4 separate regions of the Mus musculus genome follow, and regions 2, 3 and 4 are each linked to region 1. The links are chromatin loops, found by intact Hi-C in ENCODE. Cell type or tissue: left cerebral cortex. All regions are shown on one strand. Each heading gives the region's core, and the rest is flanking DNA. Links, peaks and the distances in the headings are about the cores only.

What was found. A loop is a pair of places that touch in the nucleus more often than their neighbours do. Peaks named below come from ENCODE experiments on the same cell type or tissue, not always from the same donor. Only the 100,000 strongest peaks of a DNase experiment are listed, where the experiment ranks them.
Region 2: it touches region 1 in a loop (16-fold over the local background); 6 of 42 quality-filtered maps call a loop at or near these places.
Region 3: a loop joins it to region 1, with 11 times the contacts of the local background. A loop is called at or near these places in 18 of 42 quality-filtered maps.
Region 4: it touches region 1 in a loop (4-fold over the local background); 25 of 42 quality-filtered maps call a loop at or near these places.

What each region holds. Positions count from the first base shown.
Region 1 is chr17:9,027,474-9,035,384 of GRCm38, reverse strand. No RefSeq gene overlaps it. Among named protein-coding and RNA genes, the nearest start is that of 1700010I14Rik, 43 kb to the right of the region's middle. In left cerebral cortex, for the core only: CTCF peaks have their summits at 3,479 (motif pointing left) and 5,020 (motif pointing left); DNase peaks (open chromatin) are centred at 2,882, 3,429, 3,971 and 5,040; H3K4me3 peaks cover 978 bases; H3K27ac peaks cover 1,219 bases.
Region 2 is chr17:10,302,911-10,310,821 of GRCm38, reverse strand. The region is part of intron 1 of Qk (quaking); the gene reads left to right. Among named protein-coding and RNA genes, the nearest start is that of Qk, 12 kb to the left of the region's middle. In left cerebral cortex, for the core only: CTCF peaks have their summits at 3,176 and 4,184; a DNase peak (open chromatin) is centred at 4,184; H3K4me3 peaks cover 817 bases.
Region 3 is chr17:9,164,688-9,172,598 of GRCm38, reverse strand. It overlaps 6530411M01Rik (RIKEN cDNA 6530411M01 gene), which reads left to right and starts at 4,577. Exons shown (of 3, transcript NR_027881.1): 1 at 4,577-5,312. It overlaps Gm52287 (a long non-coding RNA gene), which reads right to left. Exons shown (of 2, transcript XR_003952250.1): 2 at 2,724-7,893. In left cerebral cortex, for the core only: CTCF peaks have their summits at 3,065 (motif pointing left), 3,958 (motif pointing left) and 5,234; DNase peaks (open chromatin) are centred at 3,985, 4,656, 4,944, 5,222 and 3 more places; H3K4me3 peaks cover 2,123 bases; H3K27ac peaks cover 2,649 bases.
Region 4 is chr17:9,146,805-9,154,715 of GRCm38, reverse strand. 6530411M01Rik (RIKEN cDNA 6530411M01 gene) reads left to right here. Exons shown (of 3, transcript NR_027881.1): 2 at 5,479-5,603; 3 at 6,640-6,997. Among named protein-coding and RNA genes, the nearest start is that of Gm52287, 9.5 kb to the left of the region's middle. In left cerebral cortex, for the core only: a CTCF peak has its summit at 3,859 (motif pointing right); no DNase peak of the experiment used is centred there.

The DNA of each region.
Region 1 (7,911 bases), core at 1,475-6,474:
AGTGAAGCATAGGGCAAGCCTAAAAAAATGGGACCTTGATGGAGGTAGAGATGCCGGCTAGAAGGCTGGCCTCTAAAGTCGCCACCTCTTGTCCTTTGAGAGGTCAGAAGAGGGGGACATCTAGCTGAAGAAGTAGTTTTGTGATAGATTAGGAGTGTCAGACATCTATTCATTTCTTATCTGGCTACGATGAGGATCCTGCCACGAAAGACAGATTCAGGATAGCTCAAGTCTAATGGTCCAGGACAATTATCACTTAAAGGACCACAAAAATCAGGCAGGGAACAGGATGGAAGGGTAAGGAAGAAGAAGATGGGATGGGAAGAGCAATTAACTACACTGGAGACATTTTAGAACCTGCTTTTTTATGAATTTTCCTATACCTGTATTTTTGAGTAGTTTAAATGGAATTAACTCCCATGGTTAGGGGACAGTGGTCTCGCCAGAAGCCATAGGTTGTAAAACAAAAGTTGAGTGTGAGCTATGGTTATCTCCCTTCAAGTTGCTAGCCAGGGAGTCCCAGAGACTCCCAAACCAACCCAGGCTGTTTCCATTGCTCCTGGCTGACCACCAGAATTTGAAATTCAGGTTCTATGGATGGAAATGCCAAGGGCTGGCCACAGGAGTTGACAAAATCAAGCTGAGACTGTCTGGAAAGCTTTCTCCCTGATGAATCGCTTTCATGGTATTAGAAGGGGCTATGTATACAGGCTGTGGGGGAAGAAAGTGAACAGCAGTATTGCCACTTGTGAACCCTGTAAGCTGCAATAGCAATAGACCTGGCAAGATATGCCCCTGGAGGCAGTCGTGGCACGAACATCATGTGGGTGAACTAACAACTGTCTGACGACATTTAAGGTCTACTCAATAGGAAGAAAATCATGCCCGATACTATAAACCTGCTGAAGATCCAATGGCAAGCAAGGGCATAGACCCAGACACTGTAGGGTAGCCTGTAACTATCATTTTGCTAAATTGATACACTATCCAACTGTCTTCTAAACATGTATCTTTATTTCCCATAATGCAGCTGTCACCTATAAACAGAGCAGCTTCGTTTTATAATGGGCAGAGGTTAATACAGAGAACCAAAGCTAATCATAGTTGCAGAAAATAAGCCATTATAAAGTGTTCATCTCCAAATGGGTTGTCTATATCATACCTCCATCTTGCCAGGCTTGGGGAACATCTCAGAGGAAAGGGCAGAAAGGTCATAAGGACCAGAGGATGGGAAGGATGCCGTGAGTTGATGGATGTCTACCGAGGATGACAAGGATGGGTACCCATGAACTCACCATAGCTGTAGTAGTCTTCACAGGAATTGCACAAGGTCAAACTGGTCAGTATTGCACCATGGACAAGGACAGAGCTACCAAGGCCCTGCATCCAGTTAAGAAGCTACAGGGCATCCACAGCTGCTGGTAGGTATTTTCCGGGGTGTGGTTGCTGAAATATTGCCCCTGTCCCAGTGGATGCCCCTACATCCACTGAGACATGCCTATGGGAAACAGTTATTGAAGTTGGTAAAAGCATGACCACAGGAGGCGGTGTCATTCAAAGGGTGAGTGAATAGAGAGATTGCAGAAAGAGCTAGGGGTGGCTTCAGGACTCGGATAAGAGAGAACTCAGCTCTTGGGTTTATGAAATTGTGTAATCATTAAATCCCTTTTGGAAAATTGCCATGATTGCGTAAATAGGACCCTGATGTAGGTAATAGCAGCTCTCTCTGATAAGAAAGAAAACAAGCTGAACACAACAGAGTGGATCTTCCAGATGTACACTCCGAAGCTTCGGCTGTACATCCTTATCATTGATCAAGTTCTATGGGGCTTCCCTCCCCTCTCCTCCCTTCCCTTCTCTTCCCCTTCCCCTCCTCTTCTGACTTTCCTTCTCCTCTTCCCTCCCCACTCCCCTCCTCTACATTCCCCTCCCTTTTTCCCTTCCCTTTTCTTCTCCTTTCCCCCTCCCCCTCCTCGCTCATCTTCCCTTCTTCTCTTCTTTCCCCTATCCTCTTTTCCCCTCTTCTCCTCTTCCCTCCCCACTCCCCTCCTCTACATTCCCCTCCCTTTTCCCCTCCCCTCTCCTCTCCTTTCTCCCTCTCCCCTTTCCATTTTCCTTCCCTCCTCTTCCCTCCCCTCTCCTCTCCTCCCCCTCCTCGCTCATCTTCCCTTCTTCTCTTCCTTCCCCTATCCTCTTTTCCCCTCTTCTCCTCTGCCCTCCCCCTCTCCTTTTCTCCTCCCCTCCTCTTTTCTCCCCTCCCATCCTCTCCTCCCCTCTATTCTTTTCTCCACCCCTCTCCCCCTCATTTCTCCCATTCCTCCCTTCTGTCCAGCCCTATTCCTTTCATACCTATTCCCATACTTTCTAGTCCCTACAAACAAAAAGTACACCCCTGTGGCGAAGCTAGCTTCCATGGTCAGATCACTGCTCTACAGCTGCCCCACACTGAGGCCCATGTTCTGTTCTAGTTCCCTGAAACCACAGTGATTTTGGGGAAGGAGGATGAAATAAAACCCTACCCACTGCTCATACTCAGTATGTAGGGAAGAAACAGGCTCTGCAAAGATTGCTGAGCAAAATCCCTGCTGAGATAGTTGAGAGTCAGTGCAAAGAAATGGTAGTTTAAATCCACAACAGGGGGGTGCCAGACTGTCCTTGCCTGAGGCTTTTCTGGTCAGAGGACTGTGCCTGCCCACTCTATGTACTGTTTAAGCACCCACCCCACCCCCAGATCCTCTTTGTAGATTAGCCAGCCCTATGGTAGCTCAGCTTGTCTTTGTTCAATCTAAACCTCAAGCTTGTCTGAAATCTTACAAGATAGGTGGAAATCAGAATGGGACACGGGCTGTGGGTGGCTTTGGCAGTACGCGTCTCTATTAAGTAGACTCAATTTAGTACTGGGTAAAGGGAAAGACGAAATTAGAATCGTGGTTGGCAGAAATAGTCTCCATCTGGCACTGTAATTACACACTGTCTTGACCTGAGCAATCTTTGCTGTTCCAAATGCTGTTTCCTTTGGAAAGCAAATTTTAAAAGACGCTGTAAACCACAGGTTAGGAAATACATGGTTCCAAATATCCACCACACCTTTTAGACAAGGGAGTCGTATCCTGCTTCTCTATTATGGCTCTGTCTTTTATAATTAAATGAACTCTCTAGTCACCCGATGAATGTCACCTCTTTACAGCGGGATAAACAGAAGAGATCTCCGGGTCTATTTTCGCCAGTGACATCAGACACTATTTCGATGGGGCTATGACTCAGTATCCTCCTTGGCGCCCTCACTCCTGAAGTTCTTTTAAGGGTGAGCCTGGGTTGCTGCCGGCATGCGGCATTTTCAGAGCCTCATGGAGCTCTTTATATCAACCCTTGACTTCACCTTCAATGCCAACAGGAAATTGTATATGGCTCTAATCTCCCCAGTAGAGCTCTGCCAGAAAGCCGGGTTCTGTGCGGTATAATGGCGCCACCTACTGGTCACACGTGTCCTCCTTTAGCCTGCCTCCGTTTTGTTTTTTTGGTGTTCTGTTTCCGTATTCTGATGTGTCTGTCCTCAGAGACTTTGTTTTTAGCTTTTCTACTTCGCAGCTGCAGCAAGCTGGACTGATAAGCAAACGATATCACCACCTGATCGTCTGTTCTATAGGTCCTAAGATCTTACCGCTGACGGGGGAAGTCATGGACAGACACCAGCTTGACTTGATGACTCTGTCCTTGAACCCAAGCAGCCTGATAATCCAGCCTGATGATCCGGGCCGAGCCTCACTTCCCTTGCCTCAGCCAAGCGGCCGTGCAAACCTTCACTAGACCCCAAACGCCCTTCCTACTCCCTCAACGGGCACCTGCTCTCCTAGGCATCCACACAAATGGATTGCTTTTAAACAGAAAATGACACTGACTGTCACTAGACGTAACAAGTGCCTTATGTACATTTCATTGGAAGCACAAGCTGAAATTAGCCTGTCAGAATCTTACTTTTCTGGATGCCAGTGTGTCGTGTGGCAGAATTAGCTCAAGAGAATAAAGAGCAGGCTTGCCTGTCAGAGAGCTTCTCTCCACAATTCTCTTGCTTTGTGTGCCTGGCTTAATTCAAATGCTTTTTTCATGCTTGAAGGGGTAGGTGTGTGTGTGTGCGTGTGTGTGTATGTGTGTGTGTGTGTGTGTGTGTGTGTGTGTGTGTGTGTGTGTGTGTGTGTGTGTGTGTGTGTGTGTGTGTCTGTGTGTGTGTGTGTGTGTGTGTGTGTGTGTGTGTGTGTGTGTGTGTGTGTGTGTGTGTGTGTGTGTGTGTGTGTGTGTGTGTGTGTGTGTGTGTGTGTGTGTGTGTGTGTGTGTGTGTGTGTGTGTGTGTGTGTGTGTGTGTGTGTGTGTGTGTGTGTGTGTGTGTGTGTGTGTGTGTGTGTGTGTGTGTGTGTGTGTGTGTGTGTGTGTGTGTGTGTGTGTGTGTGTGTGTGTGTGTGTGTGTGTGTGTGTGTGTGTGTGTGTGTGTGTGTGTGTGTGTGTGTGTGTGTGTGTGTGTGTGTGTGTGTGTGTGTGTGTGTGTGTGTGTGTGTGTGTGTGTGTGTGTGTATATGTGTGTGTGTGTGTGTGTGTGTGTGTGTGTGTGTGTTACCCTTCTAAACTTCGAAATTATCACTGCATGAGTGTGTGTGGTGGGGGGGGGTGTTGGGGTGAAATTGCCATTTCCTATAAGGTCCCAATGCTTTTTCCCCCTTTTACTTTATCTCTGCAAATGAGAATTTATCAAAGGCTAAGCCTTAGTCTTTTGTGATAAAAAAAAAAAAAAAAAAAAAACCTAACAAAGTATGCCGGTGGGGGGAAAAAAAATATGTAAAATTCACATTGCTGCTGGAAAGATCAAAGCTTAAGGATGCTGCCCAGAATGACTGATTTCCCGTCAGCTCCGAGGCTTCAGGACACCAGCGAGCTCTTCTGTGAAAGCAAGGTGTTAGAAGCAGGTGTCTGAGATGCTTAGGGCTGTTAGAGGTCTCACTGGTCTCTCTGGTATGTTGCCCCCTTCTGGCAAAGGGCAGCTTATAATCTGATCCTTCAGAGAACAGCTTCAATGCATACTACTCACATGAACAGCCGCTACAGACCTAACACCACACAGATGAGAGTGTTACAAACTGAGATTGTTCCAGAATTGATGCTCAAGTTGAGTGAGTCCACTTTCTGCCAAGTAAAGGAACACCAGAGAAACTTAAAAAAAAAAAAAAAAAAAAAAAAAAAAAAAAAACAGAAACAAGGGTTGTTTGTGTTTGTAGTTACACGCCTGGCTTTTGGGAAATAGTGGTTGACTCTATCCTTGTTGCCTGTGTTGAGGAATAACATCAATGGTGGAAAGTTCTCTTCAAGGACATGTCCCCAGTGAACTCATTTCCTTCCATGGGGCCCACATCTTAAAGGTCCCATCATCTGCCCATCAGATAGGGACCAAAGATTGCAGTGTGGGGATGTTGTCTCAGCCCAGATTTTAAACTACAGCCAATGAAGCTGCCACAAGTCCTTGTGAGCAAGTCTTCAGATGTATACGCTTTCACTTTCTTGAGTAAAAACTAAGAACACCAGGTAGACATTGTGGATACATTTCTGGATCACATGAGAGGCACACATGGAAGATACTGCAGAGGCTCACCACCCCTTCTGTAGCGTCGGGTGGTGATTCAGTCTCATGACTCCTGGGTTACAGAGCTTGGCATCCTGGACCCTTTGTGTGCTCTTCAGCACCGTGCAACCCACTCTTTGATGGACTTTGCCAGGAGGTGCCTTTCTGTGATCATTCACCTGCATTCCTCACAGTGCCGGCTATTGTTGGATGTGCTTGTACCGTGTGGTTCCATTGATCTGCCCTCAGTGAGAAACCATAGTCCCTCATAAGGAGCAGGTCCAGCTTCCCAATCCTGACTTGCCGTTATTGTGCACAGGAAGACCAACATGAGAGCTTTCTCACCAATCTCCATTATTTCCTTGTAGAGCATAAACCATGCACTTTACAATCAATTGCTCATAAGAAGATGCCTTTTGGTAAAACATTAACCAAAATTAATCTTTAGTTTTATGCCCAAATGCATCTGTGGAAAGAAACTTTTCATACATCTATTTGTTTACCAAAGATATGTTTTCCTCTGAGAAACATTTTCTTAGGAACATTGGTCTAAAATTAACAAATACTTCCTTCAAATCATTTGATAAAATAATTAACTCCTCTATCACCTTTACTTTTAAAAACTTTTTACAAAGTATTTAAAGTATAATCACCTAGAAGTTAGAGAGTTTTAACACAGGGTTTGTTTGTTTGTTTGGTTGGTTGGTTGGTTGGTCCTCCTGTGCCAATATTTATGTTTTATCTCAGCATGGTGTCAATTCTACAACATGTAATTGGTTGGGTCTTATTATTCATACTCATTTCAGAGTTTTCAAAACTAATTGGATCAGAATTAAGGAGGATAAGCAAAGGAAGATAGGTCAGTATATGGCTATACACATATACCATCTGCATATGTGTATGGATATGTGTGAGCTAGAAAGAAAGGATAGGTGTAATTTCTATATTAAAAATCATTACAGATGACTTTTCTCCTCCAGTAGCATGAGTAGTGCCTTCCAGCACTGTGAAGCTAGCCACAAGGTATGAAGTTTTCAGACCAGTGCCCCAGCTTTCTTTGGCTACGTGCTATGACTCAAGCAGCCATCAGTCCTGCCTCCCTGCGAACCCTGAGAACTGTCACAATGACTAGCCTGATGTGCCCACTGATACAACTGCAAAAGATAGTGTCCTGGGAGGAACCAATCACTTTCTGATTGGATTTATGCCTCAGCCCACATGCTGAAACTGTTACCTGGCACCATTATCAAGCCAACCACCAATGGCTACACTGATCATACAAATTCCTCATGGGAGAACCCAGGGCTATTATTCTGCTAAATGGGCATGGTACTGAACCAAGTCCTTATGACTTATCACTGGAGCCATAGATGAGTGCATCTCTCAGTCCTCATCAGAGAAGTCTCTTTCTCTAGTAGACAATGATAAATACAGGGACCCACAACTGGACAAGGTGTGGAGAAGAGCTGTGCTCAGCCCTGAGTATAATAGTAGATCCACGCCACACTGCTCCTCCCAGGCTCAGAGATCACTGGTAAAGGGGGGATGGAAAGAATGTAAGACCCAGACTGCTGGGTCACTCCAAGGAAAACACTGTCCTCTGGACACAGCAGGGCTGCCACACATACAAACCCATGGCAGTTCTGGTAGCATACTCAGGCCTGTGCAAGCCTAAGCCTGAAAGCACAGAGATGGGAATTGGGTACAAGGCACCCATCCCAGCCAAGGAACTACTAGCAACTAATAGGTGCGAGAAGAGGGAGGTACAGTTCTCTGAGGGTGTAGTCCCTGGTAAGGCAACCAGGCTTCTGTGGAAGGGCATACATCCCAGAATAAATGGGAGGCACCAATTGGACAATAGGTTGCTTTGTATTCTTTTTTCTTAAGACACACAGCTGGGTGGATAGAGAAGAGGAGGTGAAACTTGGAAGTAAATCCTTCTTCCAAGGAGAAGGATGAAAATTATCCAACCGCACACAAACCTCAAAAAGAACTAATAAGTGTAATATATATATATACTTATGTGTAGAAACACATATATGTATATATAATAAGTATATATACTTGTTACACATAAGTATATATATATAATTATATATATCTTATATAATATATAAAGTATAATATATACTATATGTAAGTATACACTTCATATATTAAGTATAATATATACTATCTATAAGTATATGATAATATATGTAATATATTAAGTATAATATATACTCATTATATACATAATAATAATTACAGATATATAAACCTATTAAATGGAATTGCATGCATTTGTAGTATTCTACTAGTCCACT
Region 2 (7,911 bases), core at 1,895-6,894, 1.3 Mb before region 1:
GAAGACCCTGAAGAAACCAAACAAAAGGACGAGAACTGGCGATGGTGATGCCATCTTAGAATGTGTATATTGATTAGTTGGTTAGTTGAAATGGCAAGTGCTTGGAGAGTAACAGTGTAAACAATAAGTGAAGATGAGAGAGTAGGCAGAATCAGGACTGGGTTGTGGTGATTCTAAATACTGGACTTGATAGTTGCAGTTTATTCCAGAGATTCTTAGTGCTTTGCTGAAGTTTTGGACTTTTTGTTTTGGGTGTGTCATAGTGAATTTCTTGTGCATAATAAGCTAATAAAAACACATTGCATATAGTCATGTATAGAAACAGGATAATAAAAAGTTAAGCATTTCTGTATGGTTGACTTATTACAATTCCTTTCCCCACAAGGCTTCATAGTAAATAAGCTCTCTTCTGCAAACTTAAAAGATAGTTTTCTGTTTAGACCAATGCATCCTTTGTGTTTTATTATGACCAAAAAGTGTGACTGTGCATGTTTGTATGTGCATGTGCATGTGTGTATAGTTTTCAGCCCAATTTTGGTCACTTAAGAGAGGATTGAATTTTATTGTTGTTTTGGGTTGTGGTTTTTTTTTTTTTTTTTTTTTTTTTTTTTAATGGGGTGGGGTTGGGGGAGGGGAGACAGGGTTTCTCTGTGTAGGCCTGGCTGTCCTGAAACTCAAGAGATCCATTTGTATTTGTCTCTGGAGTGTTGGGAGTAAAGGCGTGCATTGCACCACCACTGCCTAACAAAAATTGTACTTTTTGATTTTTTTGGATGAAAGTTGAAAAGAATGAAGAAATTCTTGCTTTTGTTGACTCTTAGAATTTAACTAGCTTGGCTTGGTGAGATGTTTTTCAAAATGATGTCTTGTGTTAAATCAAATCTTTGTTAGCAAACATAGTGAAGATTTTCTGAGCATTGCTATAGCTGATCTGTGTTACTTCTGCTTAGCTGTATTTTCAGTATTGGTTAAAATACAATAGAGATACATTGATATTTCATCTTTAAAGTTTGTATCTTTCAAAATTAATATATTTTGTTAGTGACACCACATTAACAAGAGTCACAACTCAGATTTCTGTAGTTGCATCTGGAGTGTTCTTTATTCCTGCAGTGTCCAAATCAAATAGTTGAACCTTGTTATAATTTTAAAAACTTTTAAAATTTGAAAACATCTTTAAAAAAAAATGCCTCAACCTGGGGGTGGGGCGGGGCTGAGCTGGGCCCCTGAGTAAGGCTCTGGCCTACTGGGAAACAGTAATTGACCTGTGCTTCTGACAGCCCCCTGAGACTCCTCTAGGAGGCTGCTCCTTCCCACACCCCTCACCCCGTGGATGCATTGACAGGGACAGCTGCTCCGGTTCTAATGCTCCTGTTTTCTTGCTTTCCCCTCCAACCAGTTCAATCTCATCCCTCCCAGCAGCTCCCCTTCCACTCCCTGGGGAACTGAAGGTTGTCCTGACCAGGACCTGAGACGACCTTGAGTGGAGGGAAGTGATCTATGTCTCTTCCCTCCAGCAGCTGGGACCAGCTGGGGGAGTTGGGGAATTCTTGCCAAGCACCTTGAATGGGAAGGGTCCTTCAAGAGGGCCAGGCTGGGGTCCAGCAGGGGTGGGGGAGGTTCCTGCTCTGTCCCAGCTGGGTCTCACCCAGTCTTGTTCTCCCATCCTCTCATCTACCTCCCCACCCCAGGGACAGAAGATCTTTTATTTTCTCATATTTATAATCTCAGACTTGGGCTCCCTGTTCTTCTCCATTAACTTTAGTGTCCTGTGTGAGAGACTGACAGATGCCTCAAGGACTTTTACTTTTTATTACATAAAAATTAAAAAAAAAAATTTTTAAACTAAAAAAAAAAAAAAAAAAAAAAAAAGCCTCAGCTGGGTGTAGTGTCTCAACCCTGTCTCGAACACCCCCCCCCCCCCCAATGCCTCAACTTGAACTTCTTTGTTGGGAAATTGTTCCTTATTCTTTTTTTGTTTGTTTGTTTTTTGTTTTGTTTTTTTCCCAGACAGGGTTTCTCTGTGTAGCCCTGGCTGTCCTGGAACTCACTTTGTAGACCAGGCTGGCCTTGAACTCAAAAATCCGCCTGTCTCTGCCTCCCAAGAGCTGAGATTAAAGGCCTGTGCCACCACACCCGGCTTCCTTATTCTTTGTATCCTTAGTATGCTGGAAATTATATTTATATACTTATTTATAATTTTGTATTTGTTTTGTATGCTTAAGACTGGGTCTTGGCTTTGTATATCAGACTATCTTTGAACTTACTGTGTGTTTAGTGTTGAGTGGCCTCAAATTTGTAATGATCCTCCTGCTCTCAAATGTAGGAATTATATGAGTGCTGCCATCTCACCAGGTTTAGGAAGTTAGATTTAAAAGGCAAGGCAGATTGAAGTATAGCATGTTTGGATTATATCAGAGGTGGTGGTGTGTTCTTTTAAGTTTTATTGTGTCAGTAGAGACAGTAGTCAGTTTCACTGTTAGTGAGACTCAGATTGTTAACTAGATTAGAATACAGAGGCATGAGTCTGGGTGGTTCCCTTCTGTAAAACGAAGGTTTTATTTATGTTTTGATCAGAACCTAAATCAGCCTTAGGTTTGCGTATGAACCCTTTATGCTTGGTTAACAGCTGCTAATCTGCCTGAATTCATTTCATGAGAACATCTACCATGATGCTTTTCTCATTCTAATACTTCCATCCAATATCTTGGTAGTTTGAAAAGTTAAACTTTGAACAACAGAGTAGGTATTATTTGAAATAAAATCCTATTGGGAAAGCTATGTAGATTTCTCATTATGTAGCCAGAGTTGTTAGCCACTCAAATGGCGACCTTTTATACTCATCATTATTAAGTGCGTGGATTTCATAGATAAGTTGTGGTCAGGGATAATCAGATTGGCTCCTTTGTCTATTGGAATGTTTCTTGCTTTTTGGGACAGTATATTCCTCAACTATGTGTGTTTTCTGCTCCATATGTAAAACTAGCGTTTTCACTAAAGTTCTTTTCCATTTTGAATGGTGTTACAGACTATATATAGGTACAAAGTATTCATTATTGTTGATGTGAGATCATTTTTCAGTCTATTTCCTGTGGGTGCTGGTAGGTACTATTTATTTTAATCAGTTTGTGTCTGCACTTTTAGTTTAGTTTTATCACAATTTTATCATTCTTTTTCTACACCAAAGTAATTTTTTAAAAAAGATTTATTTATTTTATTTATATGAGTACACTATAGCTGTCAGACAAACCAGAAGAGGGCATCAGATCCCATTACAGATGGTTGTGAGCCACCATGTCGTTGCTGGGAATTGAACTCAGGACCTCTGGAAGAGCAGTCGGTGCTCTTAACCGCTGAGCCATCTCTCCAGCCCCAAAGTAATATTTTTAAAGTTATATTTTATGTTTATCTTGCTTGCATGTATGTCTGCGCGTGTACCTGATGCCCATGAAGGCTAGAAGAGTGTGTTAGACTTCTTGGAATAGAGTTACAGTTTTGAGTCACCATATGAGTGATAGGAATCACATCTGTGTCCCCTGGAAGAGCAGCCAGTACTCTTAACCACTGAGCATTACTACAGCCCCCAAATATCATTCTTGATGGTGATATTATTACTTACTTGATTCTTTCTATAGTATAAAGGAGATATTCTCAAAATCAAAATAATCTGCAAACTTCTAAATATATTTAAATGGTCTTTCTCATTTTTACACATTATAAATTTATGTGTAGTGATTCTCATTTCTAGTGTGTTTTGATTTTATGTGCAGTGTTTTCCTTTAGTACTAAATCTATCTACTTTTTGATATTAATATTTACTGTGTAAGCTCTTTTATTGTACCTTTTTAAGTAGCTTTTACCTTAAACCCAGCAGAGATTAGGAGAACAAATCTTTTAAAATGAGAAGTGTGTGTGTGTGTGTCTGTGTGTGTATATCTGTGTGTGTCTGTGTGTATCTGTGTGTATGATGGAAATATGATCCACATTGTATTTTAAAAGGAGAAAGTTTCCTCTTTAGACCAATGCTTTAGATCTTATCCTGAAGGAAAGGAACAGACTAGTGCCTGTGAAAGTTATTTACACGTAGACAAACCTCCTTGGTAGAAATGAAGCTTTGAAGCTGTATTTGGAAAATCTTTACTGCAACCTTTTTGTCGTTAAGAATCTTTAACAGTAAGGAACTTATGTTCCAGCAGATGGGGATGTCAGTACACACAAGAGCATTTAGTGACTAAAATGTGTTGGGAAGTGACTTTGTCAGAAAAGAACATTTTATCCTTTATATTATAAGGGAAGGGGGGTTGCTCAGGAATAGGATGAGTTGTAGTTAATTGCCCTTATGATGGTAAGTATGCCTAAGGTTGTATCTTTAAAGATTTAGTCTTTAAGAGACTATAGGTTGACTATTTAATGTAACTAGCAGATAGATTATAATTTTTCCTGTAATGTCTTCTGTTTTTATATTAGTATTGAACAGTTATTTGGGGTGATGTAATATGTTACATACTAAGCATGCATTTGCTCATAATCCATACTGTCCTGAATCTTGGGTCAGTGATTGCTGTATAGTAATATTAGAAAAAAGGTGAGTCGTAGCTATTATGTTATATGAGGAGAAAGTTCTTCTGAGGATCATAGTTTATTACAGCGATAAAAAGTTATCAGCAGTTAAACCATATCTTATCTCACTTTATTGCTAGAGTTTATAGCATTACAGGATTTCTTATTAGTTTATTTTGGCAGTGTTATATAATTTGTTTTAAAATGTGCCTTAACAATTGTTGAAAAAAAATGCTGTTCATTACTGTTTGGGAAATGTGTGCCTTTTTAATATTATCACATTTTTCTTGGTTATTGTATTAGTTTTCTTCCAGTTGTGAAATACTATTTCTCAGTCACTTGAAATTAAACTCTCAGTATAATGAAAGGATGTGTCTTTTCTTCGTTGGATTTTTTATGGAGATCCAGGAAGGAAGAAACTGACATAGGAACTTTGGTACAACTATACCAACTTGTATTATACTTGTTGATTTTCTACAATGCTTATAGAGAATTGAATGCAGTCGTTTTTCAGTTAGGAGCAGAACTGTATTTCCCTTCAGAAGAGAGCAGGAGAGTAGGTGAGAAAGCTCAGCTTTTATCGTGGCACATGCATTAATCCCAGCATTCAGAAGGTAGGCAGAGGCAGGAGGATCTTTGTGAATTCAAGACATCCCCCTCTCCTATCCCTTCCAAACTCCCCATGCTCTACCCGGTTTTACAGGGTGAGTTCCTGGACAGCCAGGACCTAAGTAGAGAAAATCTGTCTCAAAACAACAACAACAAAGACAAAGAATGAGGAGTCTGGTGTGCATATTTTGAACATTGTTTCTTAGTGTGTAAACTTTTGAGAAGCTTGAATTCTTTTCTCTTACTAATTAAGAAGTTGTTGAAAGAACTAGACAGATGTGTTTTAATAACAAATACTCCTTAGGAAAAGTTTTAGATGTATCAGTGAAAACCACGTATAATTAACAGGTACTGAGTTTTCCTTAGCTTCCTTCTACGCTTTATTATTAATGGATATTAATGGATATAACAGAATTGAACGCTCACTAAAATACTAGCCCTTTGTGTTTCTTTAACACACACACACACACACACATTTATGAGCTAAATATCTTTTTTGTGTCTTCTAGCTTCCAGTTTTTTGTTGTCATTTGATGTTGTTGAAGTGTATTAGTTACTGACTTTTTTTTTTGTGGTAGTGGTTTTGATTTTTTTGACATGCCATTTTGCTTTTAGGATACCTGTGTGTGTGTGTGTGTGTGTGTCTCTGTGTGTGTGTGTCTCTGTGTGTGTGTGTCCGTGTGTGATAAATGATTTCTAATGTCTGATAGTAAGTCCCAGAAAACTTTTATGACTGGGTCAATGAATTTCAAACTCATAGGTTTGCAATGTATTTAATGTAAAGTGAGTGTTTTTTGGTGAATTTAATAGAAAGTGATTATTATTCTGTAGTGTTTTGAATTTCAGAGTACCCTATTTCACTGCTAATTTTTAATGACATAACTAAAAGTATGTATGGGGTATTATGGGGGAATATACCAGAACTTTAGAATTATTCCATAGTTATTGATAACCTAAACAGAGACTAAAGCCTGGTACTAGAAAGACTACTTTAGATTGGGAGGTTCACCAGTGGTTCTGAAGAAGAGATGAACTCAGACCTGTTCTCAAAGGACAGAATTTAAATGGTATAGGAATATGCACTAGACCTAGAAACAGTGTCCTTGTACAAGGACATTTTGGATTACACTTTTAATACCTGAAGTTTATGCTCCAAACAGGAGACAAGAGAGCTATTTAAAGATGTTCCTTTCAGGGCTCTTAGTTGTTTGCAACTTTGATCTACCACAGTGTTTCTGCTTTTAACCTAGGTTTTCTTTAGTTGTATAAGCATTCAGTTACAGTGAAATCCCTTAATGAGACAGGCTGCTGTACTTGATACTGCTGTTTCTCCCTTTCAGGTTTTTGTATCTTTTGGGTACTGGCATATCTTAGATTGGGAGTGTGAGGGAGACAAGAGTTTCATAATTGGCCCTAAAGTCACTGTGTACACTATAAAGGACCTGGTAGAGTGTGGGGTGACCTGGCATATTTAAGGCTTTGGATTTAATCTTCTGCTCTGCAAACAAACAAGAGTTAGCCTTTTTCATAGAAATACTACAATTCCAAAGTTTTGGAATTGGAAAGAATCTTGGAACTCAGTCACAGCTTCACACACCCACACACACACACACATACACACACACACACTTCATTGCTGAAAACATGAAGAGATTTAATGGTCTGAACCAGCTCTCAAACTTTTTAATGCTGCCACTCTTTAATACAGTTTCTCATGTGTGGTGACCCCAGCCATACAATTTTCATTGATACTTTATCACTGTAATTTTACTGTTTGGAATCATAAATATCTGACACGCAGGATATATGAACCCTTGAAAGGGTCATCCAATACTCAAAGGGGTTGCAATAAACAGGTTGAGTACCATGGTCTAGACATTGCTGGTTTCAGGAATGGTAGCTAAGTTGGCTCTTTTGTAGAAAATATCTAAGTTATATTGTTAGCAAGTAAAAGTACCTTTAAGCCTGATCTCTAAGAAATTTTTGTTATAACTATTAATTTGTGCTATCTTCAGATGTGAAGTCTCAATTATTTTAAACTTTATTTTGTTACTTTACATATTTCTCAAGTCTTTTTTTTAAACATTTCTTCCAAATAAGAACAAAATTAAGTATACAGTGCACAGACTCATTATCCTTAAACCACCATTAACCAAAGACAAAAGAGTCGTTGTTTGCAGTTGCCAGCTGTCTACTATTTACAACCATTTGTGTTGCTGTTTTGTATTGTCTGTACTTTGTGGGCTAAGATGAAGTTTTTCTTAATCTTAGAAAGGCAGTGTGAGGGCTGAGGGACTGTTTTGGTGGTACTATCTTCATTGATAGACTACTTGCCTTGCACATTCAAGGTCCGAGGTTCAATTTCCAGTACTGGGTTGGATGAGTAAATAGAAAGTGAAGTGCGTTGGATAGGAAAATAATTAGGGAAGATAAAATAAGATATGAATTTTAAAATCCTAGGTTAGTTTTTCGGTTATAGGAAAATTGTATATTATGTTGTGGTAAGGAGGGGTGTGGTGCTATTTTATTTTTTACTTCATTTTCATCTATATAAAATTTGGTTTTCAGGTATGAGTTAGCTGAATGCCATAGGATATGTAATAGTAAGCTTATTTTGTTACGTGATAGCTAAAGTTGTGTCTCAAAATCAACTTTGAGTATTGAATTATGAGTTACTTTGTGATTTGTATAGATGGCTTGGACCCTGAAGAGGGGAGAAAGAACAAGACAGTGCTGGAGAGA
Region 3 (7,911 bases), core at 2,005-7,004, 140 kb before region 1:
ATATCACCTAATAATAAATATATAGCATAATATATTAATTACAATACATAATAATATTGTATTAAATATATTTATGTTTATAATATATGTGTATTATATTACTAATAAGTTATATTTATGATAATAATAAAAATATTTATAAAAATAGTAACCATTTGAGTAGATGTTGAACTTTCTGTTTTAGGTCACTTTTCTATCTGTAAAATTTTGTTGATTTGTCTATTTGTTTCAAACTCCCCAGGGCTCTTCAGAGAGTTATTTTAAGTTGTTTGGAAGTCTCATCATTTTCTTAGAAATAGGAGATCTCTGTTGTTACATGTCCTTGTTTCTCAAGTTTATTGTTTCCTGACAATGCTGTCTGTGTATTTGGAGGAGTGGAGATTTGTTCCAGTCTTTGACAAAGGGATTTCTTTGGGAACAGTCTTCACCAGTCTTCCCATCCACAGATTCCAGGGAGACCATCTGGCATGGCTGAGAAGGCATCTGATGCTAGGACTTTGGGTGGGGTGTCTGGGGAATGGGTCAGACCCGGAGACAGGATCCTCTGAGAAACTGCTGTTTATTGGTTCAATGTGAGTTAGCCTGGAGGTAGGGTCTGTGAAGACCACTGAAACTTGTGTCCAGGTCTAGTCTGCAACCTGTATTTGTACTTTTGGCCTTGTACTGGATTGGATCCCAATTTTGGTAATCTCTGGATCTCTCTGGAATTTAGATTCATGAAGAGGACCCAGCATCTGCGTTCAAGGCAGCTGTGCTGGAATCGGGGTTGAACTGAAAGCAGGGACTCTGGAGCGTCCATGAAGCCTGAATTTCTTGGCCCATATAATCTGGTCTGTCACCAAGGCCTTTTTGGTTGTCCTAGACCATATAAGGGGAAGCCTAGAATCTGGGTCTTTGGTCTTAGAGCCAGAAACATAAGGGTCTGATCAGCTCTTGAGTTTATTAGGACAGCCTTGACCCAAGTCTTACAACAACATGAATCTGCAGGACTGTGAGGCTGCAAGGTTTATACCAACACCAATCAGGTGTTGAGCTTGAGTTCACACAAGCTAGATGGTGTTTGAGGACAACTCTGGACTGATACTGTGCAGACCTAAAGTGCAGGCTATAGGCACTTGCTCAGCCCCGAGTGGGATGTATTCTGTATCTCAGAAACTTTCCTTTAGGCTAGCAGATGGGTGCTGACCTAAGAACTACCAAGACCTTTTAGCCTGGTGGTATCAGGGTCAATCCAGGACTGGGCATAAGTAAAGTCTAAGTCAGAGTGTATAGGATAGATCCTAGTTCTACTACTGGATGGCAGCTGATCCCAGGTGCTACCATCATGGATTCCTGGGCCATTGGCCTTGATCTGGTCAGATTCAGCGTTCCATGCCTGCAGGGTCAGGAACAGAACCTGTTGTATATTCTCCGGAACATACACACACGCTCGCACATACATGCGTGCGCGCACGCACGCACACACACACACACACACACACACACACACACACACACACACACATCTTAGAAAAATAACCATAACGATGTATAGGAAACTTCTAGGTGAACAAAACACGTGTTCAGGGCTTTCTTGGTACGCAAACATATCACTGACATTCTAAGTCATACTAAAAGGTTTCTTCTCTAGGCTTGAAGCTCCCCCCACCCCACCCTACCCCACCCCAAAAAGCACTTGTAGATCAGCCACACAGAGCAAGCATAATAGACAGAAGGGGGAAGCTGGATCCAGGCAAGGTGTTTTGGCTTGCTAAACTTTTGCTATCATGCTCTTTGGTAGAGTTGATTTTCAAGCGCTATAATGAGGCCTCTGACAGCTGTTAGCAGCACAAGATTAAGAATCAGATGGGGTGAGGATTTTATTTATCTTGTTATTTGTGTCTTCGATACCATGGACAGGTTGCTTACACTCTTGGAATCTTGATGTTTTCATTGGTAATCTGGAAACCACGTCTTTTGACGAGGAATTGTGTGTGGGTTAGAGTCAGACTGCGTGATGCAATGTTTCCCCAGCGGGAGCTGCAGACAGTGGTGCTATGTATATTGTGTGCAAATGTATATGAACCTTGGAAAGAAAGCAAGCCCGTGATGCTCCCTGAATGGAAAGGGAGACTTGGAGGCTGATGGGGAGGTGAGCTGAGAGCAATGAAATCAGGAGGCTGGAAGAAGAGTTTAAGCAGCCCTTGTTAGATACCACCCATGCTCACTGTGCCTTGCCTAAGTCAGTCTAGATGGCTGTCACTCAGGGTGCACTGAATAGTGTTAAAACAGGAAGCCCCTTTCCTCAGGGCCCACAGCTTGTAATTTATTGGGAAGAACCTCTTTCTCACTGATAATGTCTCTGTAAATAGACACAGGAAATTTCCTATAAAAAGTCAGCCAGTCTCAATCACATTCCTCATCTATTGCCTCCCACTTCATTGCTTAATACAGGCGTAGGGAGGGCTGTCTCAACTACTCGGTTACAGCCAGGCATAGGCACACTTTTAAAATAGTCTATATGTCAAGTCAAGGGAGTGAATGACAGAGGAAACCTGGTCCATGTGTGCATTGGCGCAGAGCTGTGCATCTGGCTTTAAACCCCTTGCTTTGCACTAGGATCTGTTTGTCCATTAAAGGGGGATGACGAGGCACACACACCCAGCATATTCCACAGCAGACCACACTGGTGAAATGCGTTCAACATCTATTTAGGACAAACTGCGCCTTCTTCCACCGGATGGTAGCGTCCAAGCAAATCTTATTTCAATTTCATGCAATTCATTAATGCCACAGCAAAAGGCCATTAAGTATTTCCAGGACTCTTTAGACTGTTATACTTGGTTGAAGATTAATCTAAATATGGAATCTAAATTTAAACACGCAGAAGCATGCCTATCTCGTCTTTCTCGGGCGTCAATTTCCACGATTCCATTGACAATACTGCGTTTTTAAAAATATCTGCTCTTTTTTGGTGTGTTTTCTGATGCAAGCTCTTCAGAAAGCAGGAAAAAAAATAATAACGTAGGATCAAAGAGTCTTAAAAACCGGTAATAGAAATTCCATAGTGACTCTGCAGCACCATCTAGTGTCTCGGGAGGTTATGACACTCTTTCTGGCAAGGCAGATCTTCATTGATGCTCCCGGAATGCTGATGAGAAAAATCCCACCACCCCTTTCCATCTCGTCAATTAAACCCTAATTTAATTAAACCTGTACAAGGCCAACTGCCATCAATTTGTTAAATCCTATAATTTCCCAAACTCCTCTACTTTGAAAAATCATTAAACCATTAAAATACAGCTGGGAAGACCTGGAGAATCTCTGACTGCGGTTTTAAGGACAAAGTGAAATTTGGCTCTGGGCACTATCTCTAATCATATTATGTTAGAGGGTATTTCAAAATAGTTCTGGGGGTAAATTTTTATTAAATATGGGGAGATTGTGAATGGTCAACCAAGCAAGAGTTGTTTGTTTGTTTGTTTGTTGTTAGACAGGGTCTCATTTTGTACCTGGCTGACCCAGAACTCATTATGCAAACCAGGCTGGCCTTGAGCTCACAGACATCTTCCTGTCTCTGTTTCCCAGATGATGAAATTAAAGGCTTATGCTTCCTCATGCTAGGAACTAGTTGCAAAAAAAACACTTTCAACCAACATATTGTGTTTTGGTTGTGGGGTAATATAGACTAAGAAGCTCAAAGACGGGGGAAACACACATACCCCCTATTTTGTTCTGTGATTTCCCCCACGCCTTTAAACTTTATTTTTCTTTTTTATGTAAGCAGGATGTCCCATTCAGAGAATGGTGACCTCTGAATTAATGTCATAGATTTGTAGTAAAAGGGATAGATGCTAGTCATGTATGATTATAAATCAAAGATGTTGTTCTGGGGTCAGTGACACAGAGGGCACATAGGACCACTCTGATGAGGGAACGGAGTTTCACTGTGGTGGGAGCCCAGAGCTCTGCTGCCATCTGCTGGTCCAGCATGCATGACACATGTGATCCATCTTTCCTTAGAACTAGTCTCATTTTAGGTCACAGCTCACCTTGGGCATACACGAACCTGTCAGCCCTCTCTTTGTATTCTGATTCATCTTAGCTGCAGGCATCCCACAAACTGGCAGACACGCAGAGAAACATTGAGAGCACAGGTGGAGGGCGGGACGGACCTAGTGCCCTATTTAAACTGATGGATACATTTAAATGAAATATACACGAGTTAGGGAAGGATGTACCGAGCGAACCCGTGGTAAATTTCAGATCATTATTTGATGCCGCTACTTCGCCGTTTGTCTTCTTTGCCCTCGCGCGGTAAACCAATGTGCCCTTTGCAGTTTGACATGAATATGGTTTATTTTAGCTAAAAATCCAAGCCGGCCCTAGTCACTCTCGCTGTGAGCATTTTCAGGCTCTCCTTGCAATCCCAAGAGTACAGAAAATAAATTTGACACAATGTTTCTTTTGTCTTCCCCCACCCCCCACGCCTCTGGCCAATTGATTCGGAGCTCTGTTTCTGTCTTGCCACTGCTGCCTCCAGGTCGAGCTGAGATTTCCGTAGCTTGTTAAGCTAATTTGGGTGCTGAGCAAGGACAAGTCCAGAAAGCAGATTCACAAAGCAGAGACTCACAGAAGCGGGGCTGTTGTGCTATGCTGTTTAGAAGCTGGCAAACGTGCCCTGGATCCTCCTCAAAACATCCGGCTGAGACAATGCAGTTTCGGGCTCACAGCATTGTTCCTGGAGAGACCTGAAGATCCCTGGAGGCTCCGGAAGCCATGCAAGGAGCGACCCCAGGGGAGCTGTGGTTCCCAGGCCTCAGAGGTGAAAGACAGTGGCTTGCAAATGCAGCGCCTCAGAGGTGAAAGAGACAGTGGCTTGCAAATGCAGCAACAGCATCCCATGAGTGCAGGGGAGCGCTCTGGGTGGAGCAGAACAGTAAAGTTCATAAATTCAGCACGTCAGAGCAGCCTGTCTCCCCTATTTACTCTGCAAGTCCGTGACATCGCGAGCGCTCGCTACTTTACTTTGTCTTAATGCTGGCGCGTTAACCTCTGAACGGTGACTTTCCAGCCACTAGCCTGGAGGCTGTAAGGTGCTTCTGTGCCTATTTTTAGCCTCTTTTCCGCGAAGAAAAGAGAAAATAATAATGTCTCGTTCCGGGGATCCTTCTCAAGCATGCACAGGATCCAGGAGGCAACAGTAACATCCCTAAGGAGCCAGTCTCAGAAGCAGGTGTGGGGCGCCCTCTCTCTGTTATCAGAGAGGGTGCCGGAAAGCAGCTGGGCCACAGCGGGGCACTGGGCAGGATCGCTACGAGGAATTCAATAAGGTTGGCTGCAGAGTTTCAGAGAGCAAAGTGGGGGAGGGGAACTCTGAGTGTGCTGTGCCTGTTCCCTTTGGGCTCCTCTGCCCACTGTGCTGTCTCAGAGGGACAAAATCAAGCACAAAAGAGCCCTAGAAATGTGTCATGTGGGCCACACCCCCAAACCCCCGACCCCGTTCATTTCTGAACAGAATTATCAGAGCAGATGACCTTTTTCTAAAATGGTGCTTCTGAAATGAGTCTATCCTTTGTTTTGTTATCAGAATCATACGATGTGAAATTAGAGAAATGTGTGAACGCAAAAGGATTCTAGATGAAACCCACCCAGAGCAGTATTTTCTGTATTTTGCATTTTTCACGTAAACTCCTTGATTATGTACATATACATGTATGAGGAATGTTGATGCATGGGCTGTGTCTATATTTTTTCATAAAGCATCTCACATATTACCTTTAAATGGCTGCCATTTCTTATGGAGTAGTGTGCATGTGTGAATGTGTATGTGTAGATAATATTTAGATATAAGGATAATAAGTTTATCTATATTTTAATATTGGTCTATATTCATATTTTTCTGGGCTCCGTTCTCAGCAGTAGAAATGATAGCACCTGTATTAATACCATAATGGTTAATATGTGTATGTGTATATGAATATATATACACATACTTACATGTGTGTATATATGTATATAGATGTGTGTGTTCTGTATGTGTGAGTGTGTTGTATATGTATAATCAAAATGCTTTCACAAAATGAATGGAGTAAGCATGGTGATACAAGCCTCGTGGTAATTCCAGGACTCACCCAGTTAAGAGAAGTGAATGCCTCACAGTTAAAGGTCAGCCTGGATGACCAGTAACTTTCAGGTTAGTCTGTTTTAAGATTTGAGACCATGTTTGAAAACCAAACAACACAGCAGCAAAAGATAAACAAATAATTTGACCGTCCCCAGACTATAAAACACTGACGCGCTGAACCGCTATTAATGTTCATTACATCTTTTAATCTTTGTAGATTTGATTTAGAAAAAAAAATAATTTATAGAGAAAAATAAGCTCTCCCTGTTCTCCATGATGGGAAGAAACAGGAATGGAGCCCCGCTGTGATGACTGTGGATCAAGAAATCCTAGAAAACAGAGCAAAACTCAGAGGCTCTGGGAAGTGTGTGCTCTGCTGGGTTCACTAATGTTTTGAAAGTGAAGTCAAATATGATAGAACTCAAAGAACAATAAAGAAACAAACATAAAAGTGGTAGGTCATAGCAGACAGTGTTAACACCAAGCTCTGCCGGTGTCTTACTCATTCCATGGTGCCTGGCACACATCACAGACCTTGTCACTGCCAGGAAAAGGAGGGATGGAGGCTCAGGCTGTTCAGCTTGCACTTTTAGTTACAACTTTGCTCCAGGATGTGTTTGGATCCAAACTGTGTTCAGCCATCAAATTAGGCCACCTCTGAGAATCACTAATAGAAATGTCAGGTTGAACAAGAAAACCTACAGAGTGAACTCACCTGGGCCCACTGGGGCTCGTGGAGACTAAACTGCCAACCAGAGAGTATGTATGGGGTGGACTTAGGCTCCCTACATGTATGTAACTATTGTGTAGCTGGGTCTTCATGTTGGAACTCCTAATGCAGGAGCAGGGTCTATCTCTGAATACATTGCCTGTCTTTGGATGCCTTTCCTCTGACTGGGCTGCCTCAATGGAAGAGGGTGCGCCTAGACTTACTGCAAACCCTCTTGATAGACTGAGGCTGTTTGATGTCCATGGAAGGCCTCCCATTTTCTGGAGAGAAAGGGAGAAGGGATGGTGGGGGAGAGGAGGGGAGAGAAAGGGACTAAGAGGAAAGGAGGGAGGAAAGCGGTGATCAGGATATAAAGTGAATAAATAACTTAGTCAATAAAAAAAGAGAAGAAGAAAAGAAAAGAAAAGGAGCGAGACTACAGACTTTATGTTCAGCTTAACATATATAAAACTTATATTGATCTACATCTCTTATAATTCACTTTCCTCCTAAAAATGTTGATATACAAAATAAATATATAAGTAATACCTATATAAAATAGAATTAATACATACATATATGAAGTATCTGTGAATCTTAACATGTAAATATACCCTTGCTTATAAAAGATATATATACGTGTGTGTGTGTGTGTGTGTGTGTGTGTATACATATATGATTCATGATTTTAGGCCTGCCACTCAAAATAGGACAGTAATATTTCCAGATCTACCTTTCATGATGGTCATCTCAAGTTGCAAGCAGGTTGTAAAGACCATGAGACTCCTAGCTACACAGTGAGCTAGGAGGCATGTTCTAATCACATGACAGCATCCACAACAGAGGGATGGCGAGAAGACAATTGTCTGAGTCTGTTGAGTCTCAGTGACCTCCGGGATGAAACATTCCATCCAGGAGAGAAGCTCGTTCCGACTAGGAATGCTCTAAGCGGAGGCTGCTTAGCACTCAGGAAGTCTCTGAAGCTTTGCAGAGTCACAAGGCCCCCTTTCCCTCCCAGGTTTCATAAGCAGTAAAGACTGCCAATGAGGTTCGGGCCTGTGTGGCAGCTCATCATATCCTGTTAAGAGATGGAGGG
Region 4 (7,911 bases), core at 1,599-6,598, 120 kb before region 1:
GAGACGGAACAGAAATCAGTGTTGTTCTTAGAAGCCTTTTACCATTTTGCTTTCGACATGGTCTTTTACAGGCTGGCTGGCCAGTGAGCCCCAGGGAGCCACTCACCTTCCTGTTCCCAGGGCTAGGATTATAATAAACACATACCACAAAGCCTGGCTTTTCATCTGGATGCAGGGAATCTGGTCTCAGGTCTTCATGATTGCAAGACAAGCTTCATCTGCACACCCTGAATTATTTTCCCCAGCCCTTATTATATACACATTTTTCTGCTGGTAGACCAGATGAACAGTCTACTCTGCTTGCAGAGCAAGCTGCATCTGAAATTCAACTGGGAGCTGTGTTGTGTTCCTGAGCTCCAAGGTGCTCAGGACAACACCATTCTGCCTGCAACATCTGGCAAGCTACACTAGAGACGCTTACCCTTCATCTTCAAGAAGGACAGACATGGATCCTCACTCCCACAAATGGTTCCTTGGCCATTCTGAACCTGTCAAGGGCCAAGCTTCAATTCATATTGAAGCTTGTGGGTGGAAGTCATGTCAACTAAACATAACTAAAATAGCAGCGGAGAGGGATAGGCTCAGTTCTGTGAAGCAGAGCAGCCCTTAGTCATGGGCCTGGTTATTCCTTTTGTGGGATTTAACTCTCTGAGCCGTAGCTGGCTGAAATTACAGTGCTCAGAGCCACGGGCACACATAACAATGTTTGGTGGTGGCTAACGACTGCTGATAGATAGGTACACTCTTCCATGAGCTACAGCCTCTTCTGTGCTCAGTGGATATCAAGAACCAGGGAATACAGTGTATCATCCAAGAAACAGTTCGATCCAGGAGAAGGGGACCGTGAGCACTTCTGCATGCTGGTGATAGAATTCTAATTTCACTTTTTAGAATAACAGTTTTATTATGGTATAATTCACACACCATAAAATTTACTTATTAAAGTATACAGTGGGGGAGGATGTGGCAGCTTAATAACTCTATTTGCAACATTATTGTCTACAGTTAAGGTCTTCACCCATTAGCATTCTCTCAGCCAGCAGTCCTCCCCCAGCACTGGTCTCTAATCCCCATTCGGTATCCAGCACATTTTTATCCTGACCACAGACACGGAACCTTACAATATTTGCTATTTTCTCACGTGTTCCATATACACAGGCTCTGAGTCCTAGCCCTGTCATGGCATACGCCTATATTTCATTCTTATGGCTGAGAAATATTCCATTTACAGATTTAGTAAATTTTGTGTATGCCCTACTCAGTGAATAAATATCCAAAATGGTTCTAGTTTCAATTCTTGTGTGCAATGCTAGCGTTCATTCCTGTTCAGATTGTTTTGTGCACAAATGCATTCTCAAGTCTCTTTTTGGTAAATTCCTGTGGGGAATAGGATTCTGGGTTGTATACTAAGTATGTTTATTAATGAAAAGAATTCTCTGGTTGCTTTGATAGGGACTTTACTTCCTAAAATCCAGTCAGGGACATCCGGTGTTCCAGATTCTCCATTCTAACAGTGATGAGGTTTTTTTGGTTTGTGTTGTTTTGCTTTCTTGTTTTTTTCATACTCAGGGGTATGAAGTGATTCGCCAGCCATTTTAGCTTTTATTTCTATCCAAATGATTTAACATATTGAGCATCTTTCATCGACTGTTTTTGGAGAAATCTATGGTCACTCTCTGTCCTGTTAGATTTGTCTTTGTCATTATCATGTAAGTTACATATGTGACCTAAAAGCAACAAAAGGCAACAGCTTAAAGGGTTCCAAACACTCTCTCTTCAAAGGAAATGTTTCCCAGCAGATGTATATGAAAAAGCAGCCACCAGCAACCTCTTAACCCGGCTTTCAGGAGCATGCTAATCGATGAAGCCTCTAAAGAGTGAAAAGCAAACACAGTCTTAACTTCAACTTCAAATCTGAAACAGTGATAGCATGACATTCTGCCAGCTCTTCCCCAAGTGTGTGATTCTTGTATGTATTTTAGTGGGTCCCTGGCATTACACAGGGTAATAGTGCATTGATGGTAACTTTGTCAGTGTTTTACAAAAGGGGGGGGGGGACCCCTTCAGGAGAAAATTAGTTGGGTTTAAAATACAACGAGTAATAAGACATACCAACACTGAAACCTGTTTAAGAAACAAGGGATCGTGCTCTAGAGAATGTTGTTGGCAACATTGTTACATAAGGACCAGGGCTAGAGGGTCAGGTTAGCCATGATGCTGTTAACCCGCTTGCTGACTGGCTTGCACAAAATTCCACAGACAAAAGAGGAAATGACAGTATGGCCAGAGGAATGATGGGAGCCAGCGGCTCCTATGTAGAAAGGCAAAGTGAGGTGTCAGCACAAAGCAGTAGCTGCTGCCCTGAGATGACAGTGAGGCCCGCCTTGTGCTCAATCCTCAGGTTTGGTTTCCAGGAGCAGGAACTGACCAAGAGCAGAACATAGTCGCTTGAAGGACATTAGCTTATTCAAATACAAGAACATGAGATTAATAAAAATCAGCACGAATGTCCTTTGCTTAACATCTCGAGAACCCAGGTAACAGGAACACTCTTAAATTTCACATCGCTGCCTGGGCTCTGTGAGGCTTGTACTCAGGAATGGTTTCCAGGCAAGTTTTATGGAGGACACATTCAGGAGGCAGTTGGAACTCACTTGAGCTCACCCTTAGCAGACGAGCTTCCCTGCTCCCTAGGCTGGGAGGAGGAAGCCAGCTGGAGGGCCAGAGGACTTCTCTGAGTGCAGTTTGCATTTTTAGTGACAGAATCCCCCAAAGAGATAAGCCACATGCAGAGCAGAAACACAAGCTATTCAGGAAACTTTAATTACTTAGCCAAAGTCATCAAATATGCATGAGGAGGGAACATCCAGCAGGTCTATAAACCAGTGGACAAATTAATTAGCACTTAATAACAAGAAAATTCTGTCACTGGCTCAAGCACATAAGTTATGTGTTGGGTGTGCAGACTCTTATCTCTCAGCGTGCTCAGTCACTAGTTTTTTGTCTGTTACATGGTTTCTCTAGTATGTCACAGCCCAGCTAGCGGTTTGTGAAGTTTACTGTCACGGGAACCTATTTCCACAGGTGAGTTTTCACTGTGAACAAGGACCCAGCATAATGCGTTGATGCAGCAGGAATGCCAAGCACCTGGGCTGACCTTTGTCCATTGTCACTATCACATCAAATGGATTTGGGGAGAATACTAAAGGCACCCACCAGAGATGCTCAATGTCACATGGCGGGTTCCCAGAGAACCCACAGGGAACAGTGCTCCCATGCAGAATGCACAAGACAGGAGCTCTGAAGCAGTAGGTACGTGCCTGCTTATGGTAGAGGCCTGGGTTGTGTCTACAGTAGGCTCGGAAATTCCAGAGATAATTCTAGTATGTTCTTCAAAGAAAAACTATTAAAGATAATACTTTCAAGCCTTATGACAATACTGATACTCTTTCAATGAATTAGATTGCCAACTGAATCATTTGATTTTCTCCACAGTCTAACTTATTTTATCAGAATAAAAGAACATACACATTTGTGTGTCAAGCCTTAGATCCAATTGGGTGTTTTACACACTTTATTTCAATTATTCCTCATGAAAATACCTAAAACAGAGGTATCATTCCCACCTTAAAGTCGAAGACAATAAATCTAACCTTGACTAGATAGCTTATCACATAGAAAGTAAGATTGTACAGGTATGTACATTCAAAACTGGCTTGGGTGCAAAATTCTAGTCCTTAAAATATCTTTGATTTTAATTTTATGCTGTGTGTATGGGCTTTTTTGTTTTGTTTTGCTTGCTTGCTTGTCTTTAGATAGATGTATTTTATGTGCACCATATTCATGCAGTGCCTTCAGAGGCCAGAAGAGGGCATCAGTTCCACAGTGTGAAATGCCAATGGGTTCTGGGATTCAAACCTGGGATCTCTGGAAGAACAAGTGATCTTAACTAGGAACCATTTATTTCTCTATCTCCTGGTAGGAGAATATCATTTTACGGGGAACCAAGCAAGGACTGACATCATTAGCAAAAAGAAAAAAGAAGTTAAGTTTGTTATCTGGAAATTCCACTAACATTCATCTATTAACTCCTCAAAGACAATGAGGGTCTCAGCATAGAAAGAAATGAGACATTCAATTACTAGTAACAGACGGCCTAATTTTATGCTGAGATTAAAAAAAAATGCTGTTAAATGTGACACAGGTGAATCTGGATTAAGGGAAACTGAACTGGTTTCAGGTTCTATTTAAAAGAAAAATAACCTCAACTAAAATGTAACTGAAAAAATTCATTGTAATTTTAAATTCCTACAAAGATCACAATTAATACCTAAAACCACAATACTAATACCATGTGTTATTATCACATCATATCTTTAAAAAAAAAATCTTCAAAGTTTAGAAGACAGATCCCCTCTGTAATGAAAAGCCAATGTCTGTTGTAATGTAGAATATACCCCTAACATCTGATAGAAACATGCACATACACACACACACAAAAATCCATGTGCATCCCCAGAAGAAAACACCCACCCACCTCCCTGTCTCCTAGTGGGCTTCCCAATCTCTGAGTTTGACCTTGACCTCAAGAAACTCTGACCAATGATGTCTGCTCATCCATTCTATAGAAAACATCCACACCAGCATCAACAAATGCCATCAAACACTGGAACCAAACACAGAGCCCCAGTCCATAGCAGATTTTAATATCATCAAAGGTGAGGGAGGCATGATGGTCTATGAAAGATAACTGGGTATCTTGTAAATGCTTTTCCAGCAATTACCCAATGAATAAAAGAGGAGACTTTCGGTTCCCTTTATGTTCTCAAATAATATTATTATAATTAGAGACTCTATTGCATCTGAAAAACAACATTTGGGTAAAAATATAAATTAATATTTAATGTTGGGCTTATGGGAATATTTGTACAGTTTTCAATTCTAATAATTTCCAGGTACATGCATCACCACCTATGGACCATCAGACAGACACCAGGACACACTGATGTATGGTGCACATAAAATACATCTATCTAAAGACAAGCGAGCAAACAAAACCAAAAGCTCATCACAGGCATAAGCACTGGTGTACAGGATCAGGGGGAAACTCTGAAGTATATACTTTAAATTTGGGAATATTCTCACAACCCCTTGGTCTTCAAAACTCATACAAGTATTTGAAACAGTTTTTCTAAGCCTGTGGGGTCTGACCCCTTGAGGGAGGGGCATGCCAAATGACCCTTTTACAGGAATTGCCTAAGACAGAAAAAAAAATATATTTACATTACAATTCATAACAGTCTTAAAATTACAGTTATGAAGTAGCAATGAAATTATTGAATTAGCTTTGGGCCCTAGGAAACAGAAATAGTTGAGACATATATTTGTTAATGAAATAATTTGTAATATTGGTTTTCGTTTTTTTTTGTTTGTTTGTTTGTTTGTTCGTTTGTTTTTTGGCCCTTGTTTTTGAGACAGGATCTCACTTGGTGTCTGTTTGCTGAACTGAATCTTGCTTTGTAGATCTGGATACTTGAATTCTCCTGAAGCGCTGAGATCTAAACAGTATATCACCTGTCTTGGTGTATAATAACTTTAATAAGGTGAATGTAATTCTCCACTCTACAACCCAATGGTCTTTTATAGGATTCTAACTATGAAAACTAGGTCATCAAAAGGTATATCAATGTTATGTGTTAATGTATTTCTAATGCACTATTTTAGCATGTATATGTTTTGAATTAATATTATTAGTTGTTACTGTGGGGTTTGATATATTTTACAAAGTCTGAAGTGTTTCTGGATAACCTGTCATGTGATGGTGCTTGGGGAAGTAATGAGGCATTCACTGAGGAATTTCCATTCTTAGATGGCCTGCCCCTCCGAGTTATGTCCCCTCTTTAGTAAATTCCAACTGAAAGATCTGAAGTATCTTCTTTACCGTGTCCTTTGTAAACATACAAGGTACTTATATGACTGTTCTTTGTTCTTTACAATAAGAGGAAAATAGATGCCCTTAAGCATAGGCCTTTATGATCAGGGCATCCAGGGCTACACAGAGCACAAATTGCATTTACACTATGCTCTATATAGAAACCCCTATATGGGTGAAGCTGTTTTTAAACACAAAGTATCCTACTGTGTCTCTTATGTTTTAGAGGTAAATAAAAAAGGTATTTTCCCATTGAAAACAAAACAAAAACAAAAAACAAAAAAACAAACAAACAAACAAAAAGAAAGAGTTCTATGGTTGGGGATCACCACAACCTGAGGAACTATATTAGAGGGTCACACATTAGGACAGTTAAGAACCACTGGTCTAAGTGAAAAACTGAAGGGCCCATCTTAGAAATAATAAATGGATAAGAAACAGTAAATTTGGCTGAGTCCTGATCATTTGGGACAGAGAAATACTTCCCAACCAGGGCTCACATAGCCCGGGGAAATCTCCTGGGGGAAGTCTAAGGTAACAAAACAACTCAAAGCTCATTTAACCTCGCAGACCTAAACGTGAATGGGGTGACAAGAAAATGAAAATCTGGGGGGAAAGTCTGTTTTCATCACGATGCTGCCTATTCCGATATTCTGTGGCTATTCTGATGTTCTGAGGCTGGCTATTTATATTGGTGTTGTCAACAGATCCAGGCTTGGTTCACGCAGACGAGCTACTGAGGCAAACGCAGATGTTCCCCAAGCATCTGGACCTTCTAAAAATGAAGCGCCACCTCACCAGCAGCAAAGCAGCTTGAAGTTAATGATGATTAACAATGGGAAAGGTTTGGTCAACATATTTTCAGAAAGACACGTCTTGTGACAAGTGTGCAAATGACACCTAAGGCTCTGGTTTCGATGAAAACTGGCCCCATCTTCCTGGAGACTATTAGCCCGCATCCTACCGGATAGCGTGCACCTAAAGTTCTCAAGAGCTCCCTCATCCTTGGAAGCAACAATATACAGAGGGGTGGATATCCCAGAGAAAATAAACAGATGAAAGTCTAGTTCTCTATGGTATTTCTATGTCTGGGCATCTATTTATTCTGTGTTTACTGTGGAGTTCCAAGACAGTGGGGCTAGCAAGATGGACAACCTGAGTTTGAACTTGGGACACACATGGTAGAAGAAGAGACCTCTAACCTTCGAATGTGTGCCACTTCTACAATAGATAGATAGATAGATAGATAGATAGATAGATAGATAGATAGATAAAATCAATAGTTCTGAGTCCATCTGCACAGAACAAAAGGCAAGCCTGTACAAGAAGAACACGAAGGTAGACAGAGGTTAAGGTCTGTGTCTCTGAGTGCTTATCACCAGTGACTGAGAAACAAAGCTGGGATCCCAGCTGTACTAAACATTTACAAAATCCCTGTGCAGGGTCTCTACCTGCCTTTGACAATTTATGTTCCCCAATGAAAGGCACACATAGCCCCTACGTTTTCAAATATTTCTTAGGCATCACAATAGCTGGGCAGCTGCCTACCCTCCATGCCTGCTTCTTTCCTACCTAACTTCCTATCATTAACCCAAGTTATTGCTTACTATGTTTCATCTGAGCTGCTCCTAGCTCCAATTGGCCAGCCCCCGGGGCCAAGTTTTCTTTATTCCTGCTCCGTGGCAGCTCTCTCTCTCCCTCCTCCCCATTCTTCCTCTTGCATGGCCGCTTCCTTCTCCTCCCTTCCTCTCTTTTCCCCTGCTTGTTCTTTTCTTCCTACCTACCTTCCCATCCCACTTCTCAAATCTCCAGTACCACCTTTCCCCTCCACTGCCCAATCACAGGCTCTAGCCTTTATTGCCAGGTCAGAGGAGAAGGTTCCTGTGGCATCACTGAGAACTGGATGGGGGCTGCTCACAGGGGACAACCCCTGTTGAGGAAGCAGAATTAACATCAGAATGCAAACAGCTAATGCTACA